6 separate regions of the Mus musculus genome follow, and regions 1, 2, 4, 5 and 6 are each linked to region 3. Evidence: chromatin loops called from intact Hi-C (ENCODE). Cell type or tissue: left cerebral cortex. All regions are shown on one strand. Region 1 has its middle 34 kb from the start of Gm19585. Region 2 has its middle 140 kb from the start of Gm27217. Region 3 holds the start of Satb1 (special AT-rich sequence binding protein 1). Region 4 has its middle 18 kb from the start of Gm19585. Region 5 overlaps Gm20098 (predicted gene, 20098). Region 6 has its middle 45 kb from the start of Gm41600.

Region 1 (4,000 bases), 350 kb before region 3:
GTACATTTCCTTTATGTTCTCCCTGCTTTTCCTTGTCTCACTAATCATATGCTTTATGTCTCCTTTGATAGATTTTCCTTATGCTTCAACTTCTCTCTCTCTGACCTTGGAAAGCTGCAGTGTCCCTCACTTTGGTCCTGGCACTCACGTGTTTCCTTAAGGTTTCATTTGGAGAGTCTGACAACAAGTTCTGGGCCATTCATGTTATCTATAACTAGATTCGTGACACCCACAGCACTTTGCAGCACTTCATTGACTGGAAAAGCTATCTTGACTTTTAGGTGGAAAATGGAGCCTTGGGCAAACTACTGCCCACTTACAAAAGCCTACCACTCTTCTGCAGTGGAGAGCAGTCAGCTCAGAACTCACAACTGCTCCTTACAGAGAGGAAGCATATATGAAGTCCTCGGCTACAAATTGGACATCAATATCACACTTCTCCAGCAAGGCTCAGGCACAGTTTTCAAAGAGAAATAAGAAATATCCTAAGAGCCAGGGTTTTTTTGGAGAAAACTAGATCAAAACAGTGTCTTCTGGACATGATAAGACCATTGTACTCATGAGCTCACAGAAGCTGTGGTCACCTCAGCAAGATCTGCACAAGATCAAGCTAGGCAGCATCCCAAGATAGGGGTAGGTCAGAGGATATGAGTCCCCAGCCTCTGCTGTGGAGATATTAACAGGTGATAGTTGCTAGGAGTCAAGAGTCAATTTTCTTCTAGGCTATAGATGCTGGTCAGTCAATACCACATTCCAGTGGGTGGTCCCATATCTGTGCAAATACAGGCAGCATGAACTGTATTCTGAGGCTTATGACAAATAATAACAGCAAAAAACAGAAGAATGAAGTTAGGGGGAGGAGAGTGGTCAGGGGTAGGGCTGATTAAAATATATTATGTGCATGCATAAATCTTTGAAAGAATTAATCAAAATACTATATTTAAATTTAAAATTAATTCTGCCCCTCCCAGCTCTCTCTACCCAAGTGTTTGCTAAGGTGCCACATCCTGTACATGGACTTGGTTTTTCTCCTTCTTTCTACCATGCATGTAATCAACAAGCAAATGTACACCATGTTTTCAAATATCTACAATCACATCTTAGTGCTTTTACTGTTACTAATCCAGTCCAGTTTTCTCTCACCTTGGTCATCTCCCAACTCACCTACATCTCTGTGTTTGTCTCATGTGCTATCTTCCCAGTTCAGCAATTAGAATGGCACAGAATGAGTCTAAACTGTCCACCTTCTTCTCTAAAGCCTCTGATGGAAGCATTTATTACTTAGGACTGAGCACATTTAGCTTATGGAGATCCTCCTCTATCTCTGTCTCATTTCCTGTCTTTCAGCCTCTCTCTGTCTCTGTCTCTGTCTCTGTCTCTCTTTCTCCCTCTCCCTCTCCCTCCCTCTCTCTCTCTCTCTCTCTCTCTCTCTGTCTCTCTGTCTTTCTACTCTCTGCTCTGATGTCTTCACTTCATAGCTGATAATGGTACCACTTTGGTTTCTAATTTTAACTGTCACCATTTGGTGAGAACCTTTTCTGCTTTGTAAGCCATTTATTATGCAATGCCTTCTTTGTAAACTAAAATACTCACAACAAAAACCTTTTTCAAATTCTTTTGATATATAATTACCAAGTACAGTTAATGAGATAATACAAACAAATTGTAGATAATTCTTTCCTCTTCCAAATATCTTGTGGAATCACCTTACTTGGCGTTATACTTTTCTTTCTTCGTGTCTCTTGGTGGCTGGTTGACTAGAGGAAGCAATATCCTTTGCGGTAACCCTGCAGATTATTTTCAAACACAGGCTTTTAAAAACAATTTTAATCTAATCAAAATGTAGTGATAGCCTGGAATTAAAATATGCAAGGAGAGGGTTTCCTAATGCTTTATTTCAGTGGGATGTGAAGTTAGAATTGTTAAGAAATGCAGAATGCTAATTAAGCAGAGTTTGCAAGCTGGGGATGAGAGGAAATAACCTGATGTGAACTCGACATCAACTTTCCTCATTAAAAGTTCACAGAAGCCAATGACCAGATGGCACAGGCTGTAAGGTCATGACCGTGAGGAGTCCTAAGGGGTTGCTCCCTTTAGTCATTCCATCAACCAGCAGGGGGAGACACAGAATGCTTCTTGCTACTCCAGAAACAACTCCCTGAACATGGGGACTTCATCAGGACTCTGTCCCTAACAGGTAGAACAAGTTGGTCCAGGCTGACTAAGCACTGCCCTCTAAATGCTTTTGGTTTCCTGGTTAGAGTTGAGTTTGCATTCAAGTGACTCCTTCGAAGGAAGAACTTGAGTGTATTTGATGGTTTACTTATACTAAATTATAGCATATATAGGTTCATACAAATTTACGTATCACATTCACATAAATACACTTAGTCTATGGTTGTAAAATATTTGTGGCTATGATTGGAATCCATCCAATTAAAAATTTGATTTTTTTCTATCTACTAATATTCACATGTAATTAGTCATAGCCCAAGAGTCAACTCTGTGGGAGATGACAAACAGAAATTTTTATAGGCCTGGAAGCAAAGTGTATTGAATATTTTAAATGTCTATGGTAATAAGGTAACCAGAGGATCTAAGCTTTGTGTTCAATCCCTCAAGAACCAGATAACTTTGCTTTCGTTTACTCAGCCATTCAATTTTGCACTTGCCCAAGATCTCTACCCCATGGCAGCTCCTCAACTAAGTAATAGAAACAATGGAATATCATGATATCTTGTATGTTGGCAAATGGATATTTAACAATGAGGCAGTCTCCTCCAAAAAGCACAACAAATATGAATGAGGTGATAATGTCCCTCAGATGGAGGAATAATTAACTTTGTCTGAAGTAGGCTTGTAGAGAGGGATAATGCCCAAGTGTGGCTTTAAGGACTAACCAAAAAGACTGAGAGACAAGATTGTAAAACAGATCATGAGAACAATATAACTGAGTGAGTCTCCTACATTTGAATTTCAAAAAGGAATCACATATGAGAGAGGCAAGGGGTGTGTGGATTGGGCATAGTAGAGACTAGCAGCCCAAGAATGGAGCAGACTCAGAATAAATCAAGAAAACTTGGCTCTAGTCAAGCAAGCAGCTGTTCAAAGTCAGATCGTTTTTCAGACTCCTCAGTGGGCACACCTGCTGAGAGATGCATCCTAAAGAAAACTGAAGGACCATGGGAACAAATCTAAACCCTAAACATCACAATGGGCATAACATATGGCCTCTTCCTTCAGGAAGGTTACCTCCAACATACTCACAGAAGAGGTTGAGCTGTGAAGTACTAGGTGGCATGGATTCTCAAAAAGTAAATGGTGCATTTAAGGACAATTTCAACTTTAAATTTATTTTTCCTACTCAACAATAATATTTCCTTCCCCAGGCTTTAATTCTAAATATTAAATATTGCACCATGGAAAGCCCTCCAAAAGACTTTCTTGACAAGCAATCTCTGAGACTTTCACATAGCTACAAAGGCAAAATAACTCCAAACAAATCCCTGGTTTCCTTTCCTCATTTGATTTCCTTGAGTAATGATTTTATTTAATGTTACAAACATTTCAGTAAGTCTTTGAGAATTCCATACAATATATTTTGATCATATCCATGACCTACTCTTCCACCAACTCATTCCAAATTGACCCACCTCACTATCTCACCTCCAACTGTGTGTGCATGTGCGTGTGCGTGTGAGTGTGTGTGTGTGTGTGTGTGTGTGTGTGTGTGTGTGTGTGTGTTTGCTTAAATAGCCCTTCAAGTCCAATTTGTATCCCTCATATATTCCTAGTTGTGGGGTCATTCACTGGAGCATGGTTGACCTGCTAGGGACTATCATCCTTAATGAAAACTGAATTTCTCTTCCCAAGACACAATCAACTGTTCATAGCTCTTCAGTTATGGATAGACTATACTGGAGGTTGACAGGATTGATCTTACATAGATCTTGTACAGGCAATTACAAGTTGTGACTTCATAAATGCAGTGGTCTTTTCA
Region 2 (4,000 bases), 630 kb before region 3:
GCTTCTGTGATCCTTTAAGAGAAAGAAAATGAAGAGCCAGATGGATTTTTGTTGGTTATTATTCTTGTGCAAATGAATTAGATTGCTAATCTCTTGGGGGGGGGGGAGTCAGGGAGAGAGACAGAGACAGAGGGATAGCGACTGAGACTTAGGTAGAGGCAGAGACAGATAAGAAGGGCAAAGTAGAGAGAGACACTGGGTTTGAGGATGGGTTTCCTGCAGAAGTCAGATGATACTAATTAATTTTTTTTAAATGTCCACAAGCTGCTGAGAAGCATGTGCTACGGGGAAACTGCTATAGCCATGCGCCATTCAAACCTGGGTTGTTCTATTGAACAAACAGGCAGAACAAAAGGGAAAGGAATCAGGGGATTGGGCATGGACTCTTTGGGGAGCTTTCGGCCAGGCACCTATTACCTGACAAAGAAACCACATGGAGGACACCTCCCAAGAAACAGTGAAGAAAAGGGAGGGGGAGCTGCTGAAAGCAATGACAGGAAGCCTTAGTTGTTTTGAAGTCCGCTACTTGGAGAAAAGCAAGCCATTCTTTTTAATATTGAAGTTTGGGCTAACTTAAACTGAAGTAGCCCTATTCTCTACTGACCTAGCTGTGCTTCTGACATGACTCATATTGCAAGTGAATGTGAGAGCATCAGAAAGCTTTGTTTGCCCTCAAGAGAAAAAGTAGTATATGAGCAATTACACCTGCATTTGTCTGCGAAATGGGTCAGTAGGTCAGTGTGTCTGCTGCTAAGACTGAGGGTCTGGATTCTGTCCCCGGGATGCATAGAGCAGAGGGAGAAGAATTGACTCCTAAAGCGGTCCTCTGACTTTAACATACATATCCTGGCACAGATGTGCATGCGCATGTTTTACATACGTTACATGTTCATAGGTACAATTAAAAAATAATAATTACTAAAGCTCTGTAGTCTTGATTCCTGGCAACTGACAATGTTGTCCAGGATTGGCAAGACTGCTTCCATTTCTACCCTGAATATTGTTTACCATGTAAAACTTCCAAACAAACTGTGAGGTAAATAAGAATTGTGGCCTGGAAATGCCTTGACAAATACAAAAGCTTTCATTCCTTAAATGGGATCCCTAGAACAGCATTGAGAGAGAATGTTTCTATACCTAGAATTGTATTACACACACACACACACACACACACACACACACACACACTCACACACACACACACACACACACACACACACACACACACATTGCATTCATCTTGTTGCACGGACAGCTACAATTTTTCCTTGATATTTAAAGTCTCATGTATGCAAGAGCAGATTCCTGTCAATGTCGCAGTAGCTTACTTCTCCATTGAATATGATCTTAAAGAGGGGAAAGTCTGTTTAAAGGGGCATCTTCTGGCAGTCGCCACTCTAAGCATGGTTCAACACCGTGAGGACCTGTGCGGGGGCTTTGACAGATGCTACATTAGACCAAGTGTTGTCCCATCAGGAAGTCAGATCGAATAAGTCTATTTGAGAATGGATGAAAGGGGCATGGGAGGCCCATCTGCGAGTAACTGGTCGTGTTGTAGGCTCTTACCCTCAAAGATGAAAATGCCTAAACGAATGAGCACAGTCTAGACTTAATTCTACACCAGAAATGCTCCCTCAGGAGATTATGAATGCTTTGACTTATGGAGTCTAAATACACTTCTGAACCCTATAATGAGAGCCAGACAGCCTTTCCCCCAAATACTCATTAACAACTTCAATTTTTTTTCCCTAAAATACGGACACTACGCTGTTCCAAAGGAAGATTTTTCTCTGCATAAGAGCAATGATGAGCACAGAACAGCTGGGTTCCGCTGTCTCCTCAATCTACAAAGCTTACACCATGCTAAAAATAGGACCAGTGACTGGAACCTGAAGGAAGGGTCTCCAAACCAGGTGCCAGTAGGTATACAGCAGGTTGCACAAAAGTCTAAGCATCAGGAGAGACTTTTCACCGCTCTCGATTTCCTGAACAGCAGTCCTGAAGCCTGGCCACAAGAGGGAACCATTGTTCAAATGTTGGAATCATTTTTTTTTCTTCCCCCTCCCCTCCCCGAGGAACTCAGCCAGCTCAAATCCCTCTTTAATGTAAGAACCTGATCAAAAGGCTTGAACAAAAAAGTAGAGACAGATGTGATCACGGACACAGTTCTATTTTGGATGGCTGAATGATCAGCTTTTAAATACCTGAGTAACCAAAGGTCTGTCATCCAGTAACAGAAACCAGAGAGGCAAGGCCTTGTACTGACAATAGAACGTCGGGCCTTTATTTTATTTCTTTCATTGGTTCTACTTTGTCTGAGCTGAGGAAAACTTTTAAAACCAAACAGCAAATATTAGAATGTAAGGAAACAAACAGAAATGCAGACTTTTAAGCTCAAGATTGTCTCCCGTCTGTAGCAAGTGATAATGCTGATCAGAAACGGGAGAAGGGCGCATGTGTCCTAAGGAGTTCTTGCTTGCAGCCCCGTGAAACAGCGCGACTGGCAAAATGCAGACTAATACGATAGAAGGCATACAGGATGGCTTCCTGGAGGTCGTGTGCCACCAGGCTGGCACAAATCCAGTTTCCCAACCAGAAGAAGGGCAGAATAAACTGGAACGTGCTTGATGCCAGTCGGGCTTTCATAGGAAAACAGATGACGGCTAAGATTATTAATCTTGACAGTTTCCTGATTTATTGGGATGTTGTCATCTTCTCCTTTTGTATAATTTGCCAAATGATCATAGTATTAGACTTAAGGAGGCAGCACCCAGGGCCCCCTTCTTTGGCATTTGCTTCAACAGTAAAACATGAAGGCTTGTTTTGAGGCAAAGGTGGACAAATTGAATTTTCACAGATGTATTATCATTTGAGAAATACCAAGTCATGTTTTATTGTGACTTTTGATGTAAAGATAGCTTTATATGTATTAATTATAGAAAACTGCTCCATTTATTTAATAAATATCAGGCCAAAGGTAAGAAATTTAAAATCGAGGTCTCTAGCAATCAAAAGCAAATGTTACTGCTTAGACTAGGATACTGATAAACAAAGAAAATAATCAGAAAATAGCAGCTAGGTTTAAAAGCCATTCCTCTGCACAGTGATTTCCCAACAAAACAACAACCTGCATGGGAATTCTTTCTTTGAATTGCTCATGTAAAATCACAGAAATAATTTTGAGCTACTTCACCATAGATTCAAAATAAGGAATCATTTGACACATTTTATAAGTGGTTGCCTTCACCAAAGTATTTTTTTATATTCTATTTTTTGTAATCCCTTGCATTTAAAATAGCAACAACAGAAATTAATCTTCAGTTTTTAAAAAGGAATTACAATTAAAGATATTTCCAACTAAAAAGAGACGTTATCCCCAAAACAGGTTTAGCAAACTATAAAATCTCTAAACTTAAAATGCTATAATTGAACCCCCTCCTCTTTTATTAAGAAAAGCCATGTCTGCACCTATGCTTTGAGACATATTATGCAATAAACAGCAATCAGCCTAAAGATGCCATATCAAACAAACCAAGTTTTGTTTTGCTAAACTAAGCAAAATTAGTTGAATGCCCTAAGTAATAGTTGCTGGTATTTTTTTTTCTAAATTATTTCTCCACTTGTTTTTGTGTCTATGCATAAATTAAAAATCTGCTGAAATTTATTATTCATCGGAGATGTAATTAATATGCAAAATTATGCAAATTAAGATGCAATTAGGCTTCAATTCTCTAGTGGAATTTTCCATTATAATTTAATACAAAGTAATAGAGTAATTGGTGTCACGTGTAATTACGGTTACTCACGTGTACTTGCAGACGTGCAAATGATGTGGTATATGTTAGTTACCCTATGCAAATGGATCACACAATCTCTTAATACTTGGGAATGAAGTAAACAAAGATGGTCTTCAAAAAAAAAAAGGGTGAGAGGGACCCCTCTTTATTCTCATGTGCTTACATGAGAACTGTGTGAAAATTGTATCTAATTTCCCTGCCTT
Region 3 (4,000 bases):
GAGGAAATGTTAATGCATTTTTGGGCTTCTGTTGTGCTCCAATTTTATATGTTCACAATAATAATCAGTAAAGGCTAAGCTTGCAGAGCCTCCATTCTCACCTGCCCTGCTCAGTGGGGACACTGGCACCTAGTTAGACAAGTCCCTACTTTGGCAAATCAAGGCAAGAAAATTTGAAGTCACCCAGGACTTGAAGGGAAAAACCTGAGCCAGGAAGAGAAACTCATGTTTTATGTTGTTTTGCTCTTTGTAATCACCCATAGCTTCTTGCTTTGCTTTCCAGGGGGCTCGTTGGCTTGGGGGTGGGGGGGCGAGGAGGAAGAAGAAGGGGAGGAGGAGCAGAAGGGGGAGGAGGTAGTTCCCCAAATGAAAATTAGTTCATATTTGTTTATGTCCTTATGCCTTTGGCATGGTATTTTGAATTATAAAAAAAAAGTTGAAAAAATTGGAGAATTCTAGGGAAATCAAGGATGGACGAGGGGGCTCTCAGAAAGCTGCCTGAACTATGTCATTTTGCTTCATTTAGAATGACCTCACCAAAAAAACAAAAACAAAAACAAAAAAAAACCAAACCAAACCAAAAAACAAAACACAAACAAAAACTCCCACTGCACCGTCGACGTGTTTGCTACCAAGGCTCAAATCGCTAGTCACCCACCGTGTCAGGCTTGATTCATAGGCAACCGACAGAAGAGGACCTGACAGAGCTTTTAGGAAAAACTGAATTCTCAGCCCACAGTCACTTTCCAGGAACTTGCCTGCAAACAGCTCTGCGCTGGAGGGATGGAACTCCCAGCAATCTCAATCCTGCCACCCTGACTGCCTTCGCTCCACATACAATTATTTATGGGGACTTAATGAGAGAGCAAGCCTTATGTGAAAGAACGCAAGAAAGTGCAGCTGCTAAAAACAGACCCAGGCAGTTCTACAGTCCTTATTTTTACAACTGAGCTTCTGCAATTCCTGCCACGAACCTAACAGCTCCACTCCTTGCCAAACACACAAAGAGAAAAGTAAAAACTGTTTTCGTTCTGCAACCCCCTTAACTTCGAGTAAACAGTAGTAATTTTCTATCGTCACGTTCAATGCAAATTTCCCAAAGGCGACACAACAGGAAACAAAAGACCTGTTAGTTGATAGCTTCCTTAGAGCTGGGGGTTGTGTGGGGAAGGAGTAGCAGGGGAGTGGGTTAAAGTTGATAGAGTCCAATTTCTCCCTAGCTTGGGGGTCCAAGCCTTCAGCTACTTTGACCTTTCAGAGTTCTTTGGAGCTTCACCAGTTGAAAAGGTCCCTGGGCCCAGCCTCCCCTCCTACGAAATCCGCATTTCTTGACCTCTTTGCCCCTGCTTTTGGGTGGGTCAGGGTGGGAGAAGAGACTTGGACAGTGGCTTAAGCATCTCCTTCTGGTTGGGTGCGTCGACCTACAGCTGCCGACAGGAAAATGATACTGATGCAAATAGCTGGGGTTGAGAAGGGGGTCTGCAAGAGGCCCCCTCCTCCTCCATCCACTATGTGTTCCTCAATAGGGGTGCCCAAGAGAAGAGGATAGCAAGAAGAGCCCATCAGTTTGAAGGGAAGGAGGTCCCCTCTAGGAAAGATCTTCTCCATCAAACATTGAAGAGAGGGGAAAACTTGGCCCGCATGCCCCTACTGGGGAGCGACACACCCCACACAAGCTGGCTTGCGGGGCGCGGGGGTTGTGCTCAGGCCTCTCACCTGACTTCCTCCTCCGCTGGCACACACACACACCAATGCCCCGCGCTCTGCACCCCCAAAGCCCAGGCAAACAACGACAAGAGGAAGCGGCGGGCGGCGAGGGTGCGCGGCGGGGGCGGTGCAGGTGAGGGCCGGGGCGGTGGGGCTCCGGGGCTCGCCCACACTTACCCTGGCGGCCGCGGGGTCGCTCTCCCGCAGCGACCCTGCACCCGGGCGGCGCTCAGGGATGTGGCGGCTGCGGTGGCTCGGGCTCGGCTCAGCTCGGGCTCCACTGCGCGCTCTCGGAGCCACCGGCCGCCCAGGATCCTGCCGCCAGGGGGAGAAGCGGCCGCGGGCGCGGGGGAGGCAGGCCGGGCCCGGTCGCTCCCGCTGTGGGGTCCGCAAGCCCCCCACGCGGGCGAGAGGCGAGAGCGCGGCGCCCCAGGCACGCACGGCCCCCGGCCAGCGTCGGGGGGCTCTCGTGGGGGCGCCCCGATCGCCCGCGCCGCGCTCTACACTGCGGGCTCCGAGCGGCTCCCGCGCCCCCTCCCGCGCCCCGCCCCGCCCCCGCCCCTTCCCTTCCCCCTCGGCCCCGCGCGCTCCCCGCTCGCTGCTCGCCGCGCTCTGCCCCCTTTAAACGCCCACTTCGGATGGGGAGAGGAGACAACTTGAAGTCAAGTTGCCATTAACTTCCGCGGCGGCCGCCAGCTCGGCGGCGGGGAGGTGGCAGCAGCTGCAGCCGCCGCCCGGGAAGTCCGCCGCCCGGCGCGCCCGCGCGGGGAGCCGACCCGGCCTCGGCCCGCACCGCTGGCCCGCGCTGTCCCGGTTCCACGCCTGAGTGAGTCCCGCTTCTTTGCTCCCTGCCAGTGCTGCTCCCGCTCTGGGTCTCTTGCCCGGCTCGCCTCCGTTTTCTGCGGATGCGGAACCGATCCAAACTTCTCAGTGGCCCCGGCTGGGGCGACTCTGCGCCCCTCGCGTGCCGGGGTCTTGCTGGCCCTTCTCTCGAGCGCGCTCAGACATTCGGGAGGACTGGGCTGGTGAAGTGAGGGTCATGGCCGGGATGCGGACTTACTTGGCGTCTTTGCCTCTCCCGCACACCTGCCCGGCAGGAGTCCCTCGTTAGACACTTTAGTCCAGGTCGTGGGCATGGCCCGCTTTAGAGGACGAAGGCGGCGTGGGGGGAAGCCCTCGGCGGGCGAGTGGGGAAAAGGGAGCCGCTCAGTGAGCCCCGGTGCGGGGAAGGAGGCGAGGTGCGGGGTGGAGTTGGAAAGGTCGCGCGCCAGATCTGGAGTTCACTTAGCATCCTCTCCCATCTCATCTCCCCCTGTTCTTTCCCGGCCAGCCCTACTTTGCTGGTGGCGAGCGGAGGTGGAGAGGGGCCTGGGAAGTTTGTGGCAACTTCTCTATCCCGAGAGCCACTCGGGCGCTGGGCGCTCAAGTTGGAGCCCAGAGTTTGAGAGCCGAAGAACAGCGCTCGTGCAGCCCACGCCGGCGATCGCGGGTCGGTCCTGGAGGGTGATTCGGGTTTGGGCTTGGGCGGGAAGCCGAGGGAGGTACATGGTGTCTTAGCTGGGACTGTGGCCCCACAGGTGCAGCCCAGGGGGCAACTCCTCATTTCCCTGCGACAGTACACACCCGAGAGCGGCGGCCTTCTACAGTGTTCCTCCATTGCAGAGCTCCCAGGGTGGCCGAACTGGGGTTGGGCAGCTCGAATGCAAGGGACTGAGGGGGCAAGCGGCAGGTCCAGATGGTGACACGTGCGTGTGCTTGGCCCAGCAAAAGGCGCTAAACAGGTCCCTTCTGGGATGATCCCAGAAGACCAAGAGGACAGCAGCTTAGAGCTCAGGGTAGAGGTTTTGACCCTGGCCTCCACCAGGGCCAGGTTTTACTTAACAAGATGTCAACCACAGGCTCATCTCTTAAAATGTCCGGTTGACAACTTTGACCTCTGCACCCTTTCTGGGAGAACTTTCTCTGAGGCATGTAGGATTCCCAGGGTTAAGACGTGGATTTCACTTGTCCATAGGGACCGGAAGACACCCAATTCCCTGGAGAGAACCTTTTCTGCTCCCGATTGATTGGCTGGGGTTCCATGTTTGTATCCTTGGAGGCCAGAGAACCCAACTTTCCCAAGACAGAAGAGGGGAATGAGCAAGAGTCTGGTCTCTTTCTGCCAGAAGTCAGGTTCTGTCCTTAAGCAGTACCTGGATTTTTTACAGTGTTTGTGCCTGGTGACAGAAGCTCAGCCTTCCAAAAACTTTACTTAATTTTACACCTTGTCCAGAGTGGATTTTCTGAAAGAGTG
Region 4 (4,000 bases), 330 kb before region 3:
TACTTGACTGTTTTCCTACACAAGTCTGTAAACTGATGATATGAAATTGTTTTCACTCCCTGAGTGTAGCTTAGAATCTCACATGTAGTTGAACCCTCAAAAACAGTTGCAGGGACAAATTATGACTGAAGAAAGCATGTAACAATGGTTAACAGAAAGAGATGCAAACAGCTGTCAGAGTACAATTGAGTGCCACTTCCTCTCCGTGTGAGTGTGTGTGTGTATTGGGGGAGGGGGGTTTTGCGGGGTGCATGTGTGTGTGTGCTTAGGGAAGTTCTCAAAATATTTTTCATTTCGTTCCTTTAAAAACAATTACTGGCAGTAATACACTTAGTATCATCCTTCTAGTCCAAGTGGTCTGAGGACATCTCCAAAACAGGGCACAGAAAGGAGGAGTGACGTGAACATAAAGCCAACCACATTCCTTACACATCATGCATTGCTCCTCATGATGAAACCATCACCACAGAAATGTGGCAACCACTGGAGCTTTTTGAGAATACAGGATCTGGGGCCCACCTACATGCTGCAGAGACAGACTGTGCATGAGAGTGCAATTCTTGGCTGCTTCACCCGTGCTCAGTTCTGAGGAATACCTGCCCACTTCAGTATCTGAACAGTCATTCAGTATGATATCACAAACGTGAGGTCAGACAATGCTGTGGTCTCATGTCCAGTGACTACGCAAGTGACGGCTACATTAACCAAAATACAGAAGAGCAAGGAGAAACTGGTTTGAAGTGGCTGGTGGGAGGAACGCACAGATGCCCCTGGGTTAGGAAAAGGGGAACTGGGTTGCTCATCCTTTGAAACCAACCAAACTACAAACTATTAAATATAAGTCTCTTCTAATACCAGAAGTCCACAAGTACAGACCTCACTAATGTGGGATGGGGGTAGCGTTGGGCAAAGACAGTCATTTGAGATTGAATGCATGTAAAAGGAGGTAACTCTTCAAGTCAAAATATTTAAAGCCATTGCTCCACCCTCCCAGCTCTCCCTCTGATAATGTACCATTTCTCTCCAAAATTCTTTGAACCAACTCGCCCATTTTTTTCCATGCTTACTCCTTGAACATTAAATGCCAAGAAACACATCCCCCTCAAATCCTCTAAATCCCATTTTGGGTATCCACTCTGCGTAAAATGCCTGCTTAAAAAGCTTTTTAGCACATTGTTTTCAGATGCCACCTCCAATGTATTTCCCTCATTTTTATAGTCACCAAAACCTACCGCTCCTATGATAACCCTTAGGAAACTGGAAATGAAGTCTGTTTTTATAACATTTTAAAAGCCTAGCCTTCGTTCTATGTTTTTGTTACTCTTCTTTTTTTTTAATGATTATGTTAGTTGTCTGAAAATTGCCAGAGGCATTAGTTTTTCTTAAAGAAAATGGCCTGAAATCATTTATATGGGCTGTGTAAAAAGATACATAACGATAGGAGCTTGGACAACGTAATATAGTGGGGATAAGGAGACAAACAAATCCAACTTGGTACGGTGTTCCCTCTATTGTCAGATCCCCCGAGAACCCACCCTGTCACTTTACAGGGAAACAGGTTACTATGAACACATGTCACAGCGGAGAACTGAATGCTTCTGTCAGCAAGAGATCTGACCAAGCTGCAGTGAAAGCCACTATGAGCAAGGCCAGAGCATGGTGTCTTGATCATTCACATCCCTTGTCATGGTGACTCTTCTGAATATGGCTCAGTGGGTAAAGGTACATTCTGCCAAGCCTGAGGCACTGAGTTCTCCCTCCAGGAACTATCAAATGGAAGGAAAGGGCAGATGCCTCCAGTAAATTGCACACACACACACACACACACACACACACACACACACACACACACACACACATCTCCACATGAATGTCCACATGCCTATATATACACACATCTCAGAATAAACAAATGCATTGGTTTTCTTTCAAAGCGTGATGCATATGGCCTGTCAACAGCACTTGGGATGTTGATTACATGTTACAAACTGCATTTCTCCCCTACTCTTCCCAAAGCCCTATCGGCTTCTTCTAACGGGGCTCCTATGCCAGTCTTCTGCCCCTGACCCCTCACCTCACTCCCAACCCCCTCTTAAAACAGAGCAGAATTAACAGAGATTCATGGGAGGCAGGGTGAAATAAATATCAAGCCTGTCAATGTGTGTGTGTGTGTGTGTGTGTGTGTGTGTGTGTGTGTGTGTGTGTGTGTGTGTGTTTTCATAAAGCAAGAAGGAAAGCCAGCACTCGGTACCTAAAAGGATGGCTGACATTTCTAAAGTTTTCAAATAAAACAGGGCACTTTAGGGATCGTTTTTAACATTGAGCTAAGTCTGAGTCTACCCTGATCTTCGATCTCCGGGTACATCCACATTCAAGATGTGAGTCCAAGTCACTGGATGGCCAGGCCTACCCCTTCCTGTTATCCCCTGTAACTAGGAACTGCATAAGAGAATTGTGAATTCAAAGACTACAGAGGAGAGTTTGAGGCTGGGCAAAAAAAAAGAACTGTCTCCATTTTTGTTAAAGGTCAAAGAAAAAAAAAAAAAAACCAACCCCAAAAACAAAAACAAAACAAAAAAAACCAAAACCAATATTTTAAAGTTTTAACTGCCACAAAGAAGGTAGCATCTGAGACCTGCCTGGCTGTCAGTGCCCAGTGCACTCTCCAGGGACTTCACTCTACTTGAAAGCAGCTCAGCTTTGGTTTGCTCTGCACAGTGTCCTAGCTAACCTCGCCCGTCACTTCCTCCAGCTCTGGGAGATCCACACTTCAGAGAACACAGCTCTTTGCTGGACAAGTAGAAATGGAAAGCAGAGGCAACAGTCGTTGGTTTCCTTCCATAAAGACCTCAAGGGAGTGTTTCAAAACTAAGGAGAAGCTCACAGGGCCCACTGGAACAGACGGCTCTTTCTTTAGAGATTCTCTCTCCTCTAAACCTCACTTGAGCCTGCCATTGGCCTGTCCATAATGACCTCTCAAGGACTGCTCTGAGTCTACCCTGATCTTCTATCTCCGGGTACATCCACATTCAAGATGTGAGACCAAGTCACTGGATGGCCAGGTCTACCACTTCCTGTTATCCCCTGTAACTAGGAACTGCATAAGAGAATTGTGAATTCAAAGACTACAGAGGGAGTTTGAGGCTGGGCAACTTAGCAAAAGATCCTACCTCAAACTTTTTTTAAAAAAAGGTCTGGGTATGAGACACAGTGGTAGAGCACAGGAGCAGCCTGCAAGAGACTGTACATCCAGTCCCCCAAATGGCCCCGAAATTCTGTGTCCTGATGGTGCCTAGGTTTCTTTATGCCAAGGCTATGAGATGATCTGAATGGTGTTGAGCCCACTAGCTGTGCACACAGTTTTAGACATCGAAAGGCATATACTCTACGATGATGTTCACACTGCCACAGATGCAGTCCCAACTGTGTTGTCCGTCCTGCATTGTTAATAATAATGGCTATCATTACTGCTGATTGTAACAGTAACTCTGAACAAAGCAAGATTCTTGCTAATGATGATTATGAGAATACTAAGAATTCTAAACTAAAATAACAACATAATTTCAGGTTTTAATCCTAACAGGCTGGAAATTAAATGTGGGCCCAGAAGTCAAGGAAACTGATGCCTAGTCTACATAATAGCCTCCAAACCATTATTTCTCTCTCGTGTTAAAAATTAAGTTGAGAGCATATTCAAGATTGCATTGTGACTGGAATTTGCGGACAGTGAAAGTTTTATTTATTTTTCATTAGAAGCAATTTGAAGAATATTCAATCCATTGAAATGCTAATAAAAATACCCTGCACTTTCTTATGGTGGCATGGAAAATAGTAATTCATGTCCTTCAATCAAGGAAGGACAGTGAAGAGACCATAGATATTTCTCCTTTGTGTTTAAGTGAGTCCTATGATCTGTGTATGCCTCTCCAAAAAAAGTAAATAATAACAAATAAAATTAGCCAGCATAATCTTCTCCTTAAAAAAAAAAAGATAAATAATA
Region 5 (4,000 bases), 130 kb before region 3:
GCTGGAGTGATGGCTCAGTGATTAAGAGCATTTCAGACCTAGATGTGGTTCCCAACACACACATCAGGCTGCTCACAACTACCTATAACTCTAGTTCAAGGGAATCTAATGCCTTCTTCCAGCCTCTATTGAGACTTCCATACATGCGGTATACATAAATACATATACTCAGGCACACATCACACACACACACACACACACATACACATACACACACACACTTAAGTTAATGTATATCATATAACTATATGCTTATATTTAAAAGAAAGAAAGAAGATGGTAATCCTCAAAAACAGACTAGAGTCACTAAATGTGACCCTGAAGAAAATGACAGTGTTCTTATGTCATTGATATTCCTGATGACACTAGACGATCAGCTGAAACAAGGGGGGAAAGCGGCAATGAAAGAGTTAAAGTGGCAGTTGATAGAACCGTTGAGCTGTGCTGAGATGCCACCTGAGTTGATTTTTGTCCTAACCTGAGCCTCCTTTTCTTGTGCAGATGTGGAAGGAGCAAGGAAAGTCGCAGAAGTGTTAAACATTTGTAGAGCAGAAGGAAAAAGAAGGTGAGCAATAAGAGCAGAAGAGAGAGAACAGAGGGCAGAAATCAGAACTAGAACCCCACCCCTAAGCAGGAGAACAGGGATCAGGGAGAATGAGCCTTAGGAGTAAGCTTGGAGAAGAGTGGCCTGCAGCGCACCACTGTGGGAAGTCCTAGACCAATGACGAGCTGCCAGGGACAAGTAAGCAAGCCATTTGGATTTTGGAGTGGGTGGCGATGAAAATGTCACTGTGGAGAAAAAGTAAAACATGCCTGGCAGGCCAAGTTCTTAGGAAGATGTCAAGGGCAACCCTGACGAAAGATCTGATGTGTCTGGAAGAGATCTGAGAGCAGTGGTCATGTGGAGAAGCTGGAATGACGCAGGAAAAGAGGAAGGAAGGGAATGCTGGTCTGAGAACAGCTCAGCAGAGCGAGGCAATTGCTTCTTCCCTCGCCCAGAAAGCAGAAGGAAACTGCCCTTCAGAAGCGAGGGCAGAGATTTCAGGCACAGCAGTGAAGTGGCATTAACTCAGGATACTAGGTTTTAGGATGTTTCCCTTCCAAGATGGATGTCAAGAGTCAATGCCAGGAAAGTGGTGGGCTGAGCTCCGTGGTCCTGGATGAAAGTTCAAGCGGAACCGTTGCTAGGGACTGCTTCTTCTCTAAACTTCGCCAAAGTGAGGAGTTTTGCTCGATATCCGTAGTATACAATGGCTGCATCTTCACACATCACCTTATCTAAACATCAAAAAAAAAAAAAAAATCAATGAGACTAGTTGCCTCATTGGACAGTCTTAAAGAAGAACTTGGGACTTTAAAAAGCGACAGCAGGGGTAGAGAGATGGCTGAGCAGGTAAGAGCACTTCCTGCTCTCATAAAGGACCAGAGTTCTGTTCTCTGCACTCACTTTGGGCAAATCACAGCTGCATATATATATATATATATATATATATATATATATATATCTCCAGCTCCAGCCCATCAGACACATCTCACCTTCACAGGCACCCGCATTCCTGTGTACAACATGCACACACCCCCAAAAAAGATATAATGAAATGAGCCTTTTAAGAGAAAAGCCACACCTAAATAAACAGCTAACTTACTCCCAGTTCTATGCTACTTAGTATTCAGTCACAGATAAATTCCTGAATGAGCTGATAGCAATATGATCTTTTTGTAAATCAAGTGATAGTCATAATTTACCAGAAGAATTCACCATTTCCTGTAATCCTACCACGAATCCTTCAGCAATTCAAAAATGGATTCTGCAACCACTGACCTCCTCCGTAGGTCTGGCCATCCCAATTTTCTTGAGGCATGAGTTCTTGTCATGGAAAGATACATTTATGCATGACTATAGGAGTTTCAGACCTTAAGTTGCCCCTCTGATTAAACAAAGGTGGAGGCACAGAGATGGCCAGTGACAATAGCAAGCTCTTCCCTGGGGGCACCGAGACACTACCCACTGGAGAACACTGCCATCCCTTCCTCATTAGCATGGGCATATTTCAAATGAGGATATGCTGTAAGGAGAGAACAATACATACGGGTTCGTTAGTCTTGCTCTTTTAAAGATAAATGCTGTACGTGGGATAAATGCTGTGAGCAAGAAATTATAAGCAGGTTCCCATATGCTAGATATCTATTTCCATATCTCCTATCATCATGGTTTCTGGGCACTTTGACAGAGGGATGAGGCTAATTCAGGCAATGAATTACACTCAGGGAAGTAGGTGAAAATTCTGTCTCTTTAACTCTTTATCACAAACAGCAAGGATTCATTGGAAAGTAAGGAGACTCGAAGATTTTTCTAGACTAGAAACCAAGGAGAAAGTGGAAAAGTTTCAATATTGTGGTACCAAGTAATATAATTAATGCATTACCCTTTGATCAAAGTATACATGAATCTACCTAAGTAGATAGCCGTCAGTGGAGAAGACATATGCTAATCACCACAACATTTTATACATAAAACTGCAAAAGCAAACCAGAAAGAAAAGTGTCCAAGTGTGGGAGATATTTTAAATAATTTATGGCGTATATTTCTGTGACTATGATGCATTGTTAAAATTATATTTGTCAAAATCGTGGAATTATTTGGGGAAATCCTTATGATCTCACAATTGTGTATGAACAGCCTGCTAGATGTTAAAAGGAAAAGCAGAGAAAAATGATTGGATGCTGAAACTGGGAGTCATTTCTTTTATTCATTTAACTTTTATATATTTGTCAAATTTCCCCCATGGAGAACATCTTATTTTTAAATTCAAATGATAATTTCATGATCTGGATTCCTTCAAAGCCCGAAACAATCACCCTTAAAAACTAGTCAGCATAGGTGTGCAATAAATATGTTATCATTGGCTAACCATGAAATATTTTTACTATCTGACATTGTTAACTTCATTTGTCAACTTGATACATCTGGGAAGAAGGAACCTCAATTGAGGAATTTCTTCCATAGGATTGGCCTGTGGCATGTCTGTGGGCCATTTTGTTAATTGACATAGAAAGACTCAGCCCACTATGGGCAGTGCCACCCTTAGGTGGGTGAGCTTGGTCTGTGTAAAAAATTTAGCTGAGCAAGCCAGGGTAGGAAACACTCCTGTGTTTTCTGCCTTGTGTTCCTTCCCTCAGAGATGGACTCTGAACTATAAGTCATGTAAACTCTTTCCTCCTCTCAAGGTGTTTTTAGTTAGTGTTTTATTGCAGCAACAGACAGAAAACCAGAATCCTAATCTTACTTACATTAAGATGTATTACAGTATGGAGAGCTGGGTCAATTCTGACAAGCACACACCAAAGACAAGACGTAGAGCACGTCCGCTAATTCCAAAAACTCTCTTGTGTTTCTCCCAGTAAGCACCTTCTACATCCCTAAAACAGACAGCTGCACACTGCTTTTCTATCATTACAGATTATTAGTATTTCCAGTTCTTGTATTAGATCTAAGTACAATTGTAGTTTATACTCTTTGGCATCTAGCCCCTTCCGTTCAGAAGGTTTTGGGTTCAGCAGAGTTGTTGCATGTGCCCATAACATGTTCTTTTTCTATTACTGCGTATTTGTATATATATACTATATTTATGCCTCTCCTCATATTTTGGGCATACATTTAAATATTTAAATGTTGATCAATCCAGTTCTTTCTACTTAAGGACACTATGAACAAAGATCTTTCAGTAGACTTACATTTTCATTTCTTTGGGGGTAAATCCTACCAGAAGAATTTCTGTGTTGTATGATAAGTTTATGTCTAACTTAGGGGGGGGGGAATAACCTATAAATATTTTCCAAAGTGATTTTAACCATAAAATATTCTGGAGAAAATCTTTCAACCTTAAAATAGACAAAAGAGCAAGAATGTAAGACAAACAAACCACAAGTATATTTTTACAGAAAGGAGATCATCAAAGTTAAATGTTCTATTATAGAGGTAAGGAAACGAAAAAGTAAA
Region 6 (4,000 bases), 520 kb before region 3:
TACAGCACTCAATACCGCAGATAGGAGATAATGCCTCCAGCGTGTGGGGCTGGGGCCATATAAGCCTCACAGTCTAATTTTGGTAGCTTTGGGGGTAGAGGAGATGCAGGTGAGGCAGGACGTGGAAGGAGTGATGCGCGTGGGCTGTTGTGGCATACCCTCTCCCACAGTCTGGCCCTTCTGCCTATACAGACAGAAGAAAACGACGTTTTAAAATTTGATTCTGTGCCCCCATCCCTTTTGAAGCTGACAACCATAAAACTGAATATACCTTTCTGAATAGAATTCTAACACATAGAAAGTACCCCACTCTGCATGCTTTTTTACTTTTCAATGTACCCTTGGAGACTGAAATAATAATTTGATATTCTCTGTCTGCTGGTGCTAGATGGGCTTTTCCTTTAATGATGCAATGCTTCCAGTGGCCAGAAAGTCTCAGGACATTGACAGAAGAATCTGTTGGAGCTTTGCTCCTTCACATTGGTTTGCTGGTGAGCACCATCTCTGACTGTTTCCATTCAACAAGCTCTCTGACACTACAAGAAGCTCTCTCTTCATCTGGTAGAATAACAGTGAACTTGGGTCTGCTTCCTGCCCACCTTTCTTGCTATCTCTGGAACTGCCTTCAGATTTAGACAGTTTGAATATTACCAGCTCCTAGGAACCATTTGACAGGAATGCTAAGGTTCTCAGAAAAGAGTTAGTTGTCAAAGGCTTTCTCTAGTCACATGACTGGGTTGATAAGTTTAAATGTAGCCAAGTGTTTCTCAAGTGTATTTGGAATATTTTAGGATATTCAATCTCTCTCTGTCTCTCTGTCTCTCTCTCTCTCTCTGTCTCTGTCTCTCTCTCTGTCTCTGTCTCTCTGTCTCTGTCTCTCTGTCTCTCTGTCTCTCTGCCTCTCTCTGTCTCTCTCTCTTTCTCTGTCTCCCTGTCTTTGTCTCTCTCTTTCTCTCTCTCTGTCTCTCTGTGTGTGTGTGTGTGTGTGTGTGTGTGTGTATGTCCTCTTTTTCTCACAGTTTGAGAATTGGTCTTGGAAAAACTCTCTACAGATTTTTTTTGGTTTTGTTTTGTTTTCGTTGTTGTTGTTTTTGTTTGTTTGTTTGTTTGTTTGTTTTTTGATACAGGGTTTCTCTGTGTAGCCCTGGCTGGCCTGAAACTCACTCTCTAGACCAGGCTGGCCTCGAACTCAGAAATCCACCTGCCTCTGCCTCCCAAGATTCTACAGCTTACATTGCTAACTACAAAAATCAGCATAGAGAGTTTTTCCAAGACCAGTTCTGCAGTTATCTGTGATCAGCAGTATCGGGGATCACCTCGGATCCAGAGCATCTATCTAGTCAAGGCATGGGCAATTGGTTTACTTTGTATGCTGACTCCTCCTGCAGGGTTAGTCTGAAAGTAACTTCCGTCCTGCAAAGCCCCTGGGTAAGCTGGATGTGAATGGTGCATAAGAAACAAGCCTTGTGGAAGGAATCCCAGAAAAGTGGCGGAAGTTCTGATGGATTAGTTCACTGGATTCACTGACACATGATGCTTGCAAAGGAACTGGAGGCCAGATAAGTGTGGCAAGACTGACTTGAAGACAAGAAAACAGGTTATTTAAGGTTTGGGACCATGACTTGTTTGACAGTCTTCACAAATTACAACATCTCAGGCAGAGTTTTGTTCTATTTGAAAATCATTATGGACTACAAATGTGATCAGGAAGGTATGCTAACCCAGTATATCATTTATCCTTCTCATTCAGCTTCATAAAAGAAACTCCCAGGTTCTTGTAATGCCAGGACATGGGAAGGGGTAGGTTTGCTGCTGCTGGCTCTATGTAATCCATCACTTGAAGAAGCCTAAAATTCACCTCCTCAATGATGTCAACTATATTCAAAGGCAAGCACTACAATATTTAGGACATGGAAGACAGGCTGCGGCTTTTCTCTAGAAGGTGATGTGTTTTCTAAAGGTAGACTTTGACATTTTTCTGGCTCACTATTTTTTTTTCTTTTTCTTGTTAAAATTATTCTTTATGAGAAAAAATATATTCACACACATGCTACAAATAGAAGCCAACACACCAAAGTAAGTAACTATTGCTAAAAGCTGGCTAATTGAAATGTAATTCACTCATGCAAAACACACACACACAGAGAGAGGGAGAGAGAGAGAGAGAGAGAGAATATGAATTTTGGCCTTGCAGCCCTTTCTGAAGTCATATGAATGTCTCAGTGTTTGCACTTGAAAAACTGGAAGAAAAATCAATTGCATGAAAACACGAAATCGGTGAGTTTGTTTTCTTCTGTAGCTGTTTTCTGATGGGGAATGATCACATGTGTGGATGCTTACCTAACAAGGCCTTCCATGTGTGGGCAGAGCGTGGTATTTGGGAAAGATATTGGGAACTTAATTCTCTGAATGTTATAGCTGATGTAAATTGAGGCCATTCTATTTCAAGAGATTCTTGCTTTCAAAGTCACCCTGCATTTCTCAAGCTAATTTGGTCGGAAAAGAAACCGGTTAGGTGAAAACCCCAAATGTTTCCAAGCCTTAGGCTGCAGGTGTCTGAGATAAAAGTGAAAGTCCATATGTTAGGAGAAAAAAAGAAGGTGGGGAAGGGGAAGAGAAGGGATGAAAATAAAAGGGAATAAAGGGCAGGGGGCTGAAAGAAGGAAGACGGGGAGGGGGAGGACCGAAGAGAAGGAAGTTGTTCAGGGGCTCATTTACCCTCTGAATTGATGCACACGAAGCCCAGATCTTATCAGATAACACACACATTTAGAAACGAAATCTGCGCATGTCTGAGCTCCTGCAGCCCATTCTGCTTAGCTAAAGCAACATCTTTTTTTTTCCTCCAAAAAATCTGTTTCCTTCTTACATAGTCCAAATGTTAGAATGTGGTTTGAGTTCTTTTTTGAACATTAATTTAAACAGTATGGGAATAGATCAGCCCTTATAAGTCTAAATAAAACTTCCTTCGACATCCATAATATGCTGTTCTTACTTGGAGGCTAATGAAGTTGGAAAGAAGAAGTGGGAAAGAGTTAAATACAGAAAACAGTAAGCTTCGTGGAAGGTTTTTTTTTTCTTATAAAAATTTAATTGCTGTTCTCCTACCCAACCTATTTAAGCAGAAATTCACAACACAGCTTTAAACTGGTTTTCATTCCGGCTCCCCAAATGTTCGGATATGTTGACCTGAACAGAAAAACGCAAAAAACTCAGTGCCACTCACTGCAAAGCTGAGAGAATCAGTGTGGATGGGGAAGAGGAACAGACAGCCAGATTGTCTGGAATTAGAGACAAGCCATATTTGACATTCAGACGCTGTGCCTTTTGATGGCTTTCAATCACATTCAACTCCTACTGCCATAATAATAAGTAAATTGTGTCACACACAATCACAACACACATTTTCAAAAAGAGCATGAGGGAATGTGCTCAGCACTGTCAGTGTGGAGGCATTGTCGTCTCTGTGTACAGAGAGAATTTGTGTGGGCCCCTTAAGGTCAGCCTAAGAAATCACCTCAATTTTTGTAGCTTTGTGAGCTATAATTAGATCATTCTACCTGATTATAGAAGGATCAATCAAGCCTTTCTTGGCTCCATTGTAAGGTGGAAGTCTAGCACATAGCTAAACTACTGGACCTGCAGAGATCATAGGGTCCTAGACAATTCTGTAACATCCTGTCTCCACTGTTTTGGGGGACCCTGGGACCAGAACGATGGATTTCCTTTCCAAGTTCAGTGCTTTGTTTCAACTAGAAACAAAATGCCATCCTCTAAAACCATTCTTGGTATCAGAGTGGCTTCATTGTCATTGGGGGTATTAGCAATGTGTGTATGTGTTTCTTATAGGTAATCACTTTGCAAAGCAGCATTTCATTATTCTAATAGTTTCGTAAAATTCCTAATATCCGTGGACAAAAGCATCAAGTGTTTCCATGTAACAGGACATTGACTGTCAGCACAAGGCTCCTCCCCTGTCCCACTTCCTCCTGTTCTCTGT

What was found. A loop is a pair of places that touch in the nucleus more often than their neighbours do. Peaks named below come from ENCODE experiments on the same cell type or tissue, not always from the same donor. Only the 100,000 strongest peaks of a DNase experiment are listed, where the experiment ranks them.
Region 1: it touches region 3 in a loop (2.0-fold over the local background); 3 of 42 quality-filtered maps call a loop at or near these places.
Region 2: it touches region 3 in a loop (7-fold over the local background); 10 of 42 quality-filtered maps call a loop at or near these places.
Region 4: a loop joins it to region 3, with 1.9 times the contacts of the local background. A loop is called at or near these places in 8 of 42 quality-filtered maps.
Region 5: a loop joins it to region 3, with 2.6 times the contacts of the local background. A loop is called at or near these places in 4 of 42 quality-filtered maps.
Region 6: it touches region 3 in a loop (6-fold over the local background); 2 of 42 quality-filtered maps call a loop at or near these places.

The regions. Positions count from the first base shown.
Region 1 is chr17:52,181,050-52,185,049 of GRCm38, reverse strand. No RefSeq gene overlaps it. Among named protein-coding and RNA genes, the nearest start is that of Gm19585, 34 kb to the right of the region's middle. In left cerebral cortex, a CTCF peak has its summit at 2,102 (motif pointing right); a DNase peak (open chromatin) is centred at 2,117.
Region 2 is chr17:52,459,991-52,463,990 of GRCm38, reverse strand. No RefSeq gene overlaps it. Among named protein-coding and RNA genes, the nearest start is that of Gm27217, 140 kb to the left of the region's middle. In left cerebral cortex, a CTCF peak has its summit at 2,010 (motif pointing right); DNase peaks (open chromatin) are centred at 1,565, 2,047 and 2,445; H3K4me3 peaks cover 293 bases; H3K27ac peaks cover 967 bases.
Region 3 is chr17:51,831,003-51,835,002 of GRCm38, reverse strand. It overlaps Satb1 (special AT-rich sequence binding protein 1), which reads left to right and starts at 2,356. Exons shown (of 11, transcript NM_009122.2): 1 at 2,356-2,533. In left cerebral cortex, CTCF peaks have their summits at 1,821 and 2,023; DNase peaks (open chromatin) are centred at 836, 1,732 and 1,958; H3K4me3 peaks cover 3,385 bases; H3K27ac peaks cover 2,375 bases.
Region 4 is chr17:52,164,979-52,168,978 of GRCm38, reverse strand. No RefSeq gene overlaps it. Among named protein-coding and RNA genes, the nearest start is that of Gm19585, 18 kb to the right of the region's middle. In left cerebral cortex, no CTCF peak of the experiment used is centred here; DNase peaks (open chromatin) are centred at 554, 1,092 and 1,596.
Region 5 is chr17:51,959,748-51,963,747 of GRCm38, reverse strand. It overlaps Gm20098 (predicted gene, 20098), which reads right to left. Exons shown (of 3, transcript NR_045095.1): 3 at 1-1,278. Among named protein-coding and RNA genes, the nearest start is that of Gm20098, 79 kb to the right of the region's middle. In left cerebral cortex, no CTCF peak of the experiment used is centred here; DNase peaks (open chromatin) are centred at 803 and 2,190; H3K27ac peaks cover 306 bases.
Region 6 is chr17:52,347,449-52,351,448 of GRCm38, reverse strand. No RefSeq gene overlaps it. Among named protein-coding and RNA genes, the nearest start is that of Gm41600, 45 kb to the right of the region's middle. In left cerebral cortex, no CTCF peak of the experiment used is centred here; DNase peaks (open chromatin) are centred at 1,850, 2,467, 2,759, 3,223 and 2 more places; H3K27ac peaks cover 2,712 bases.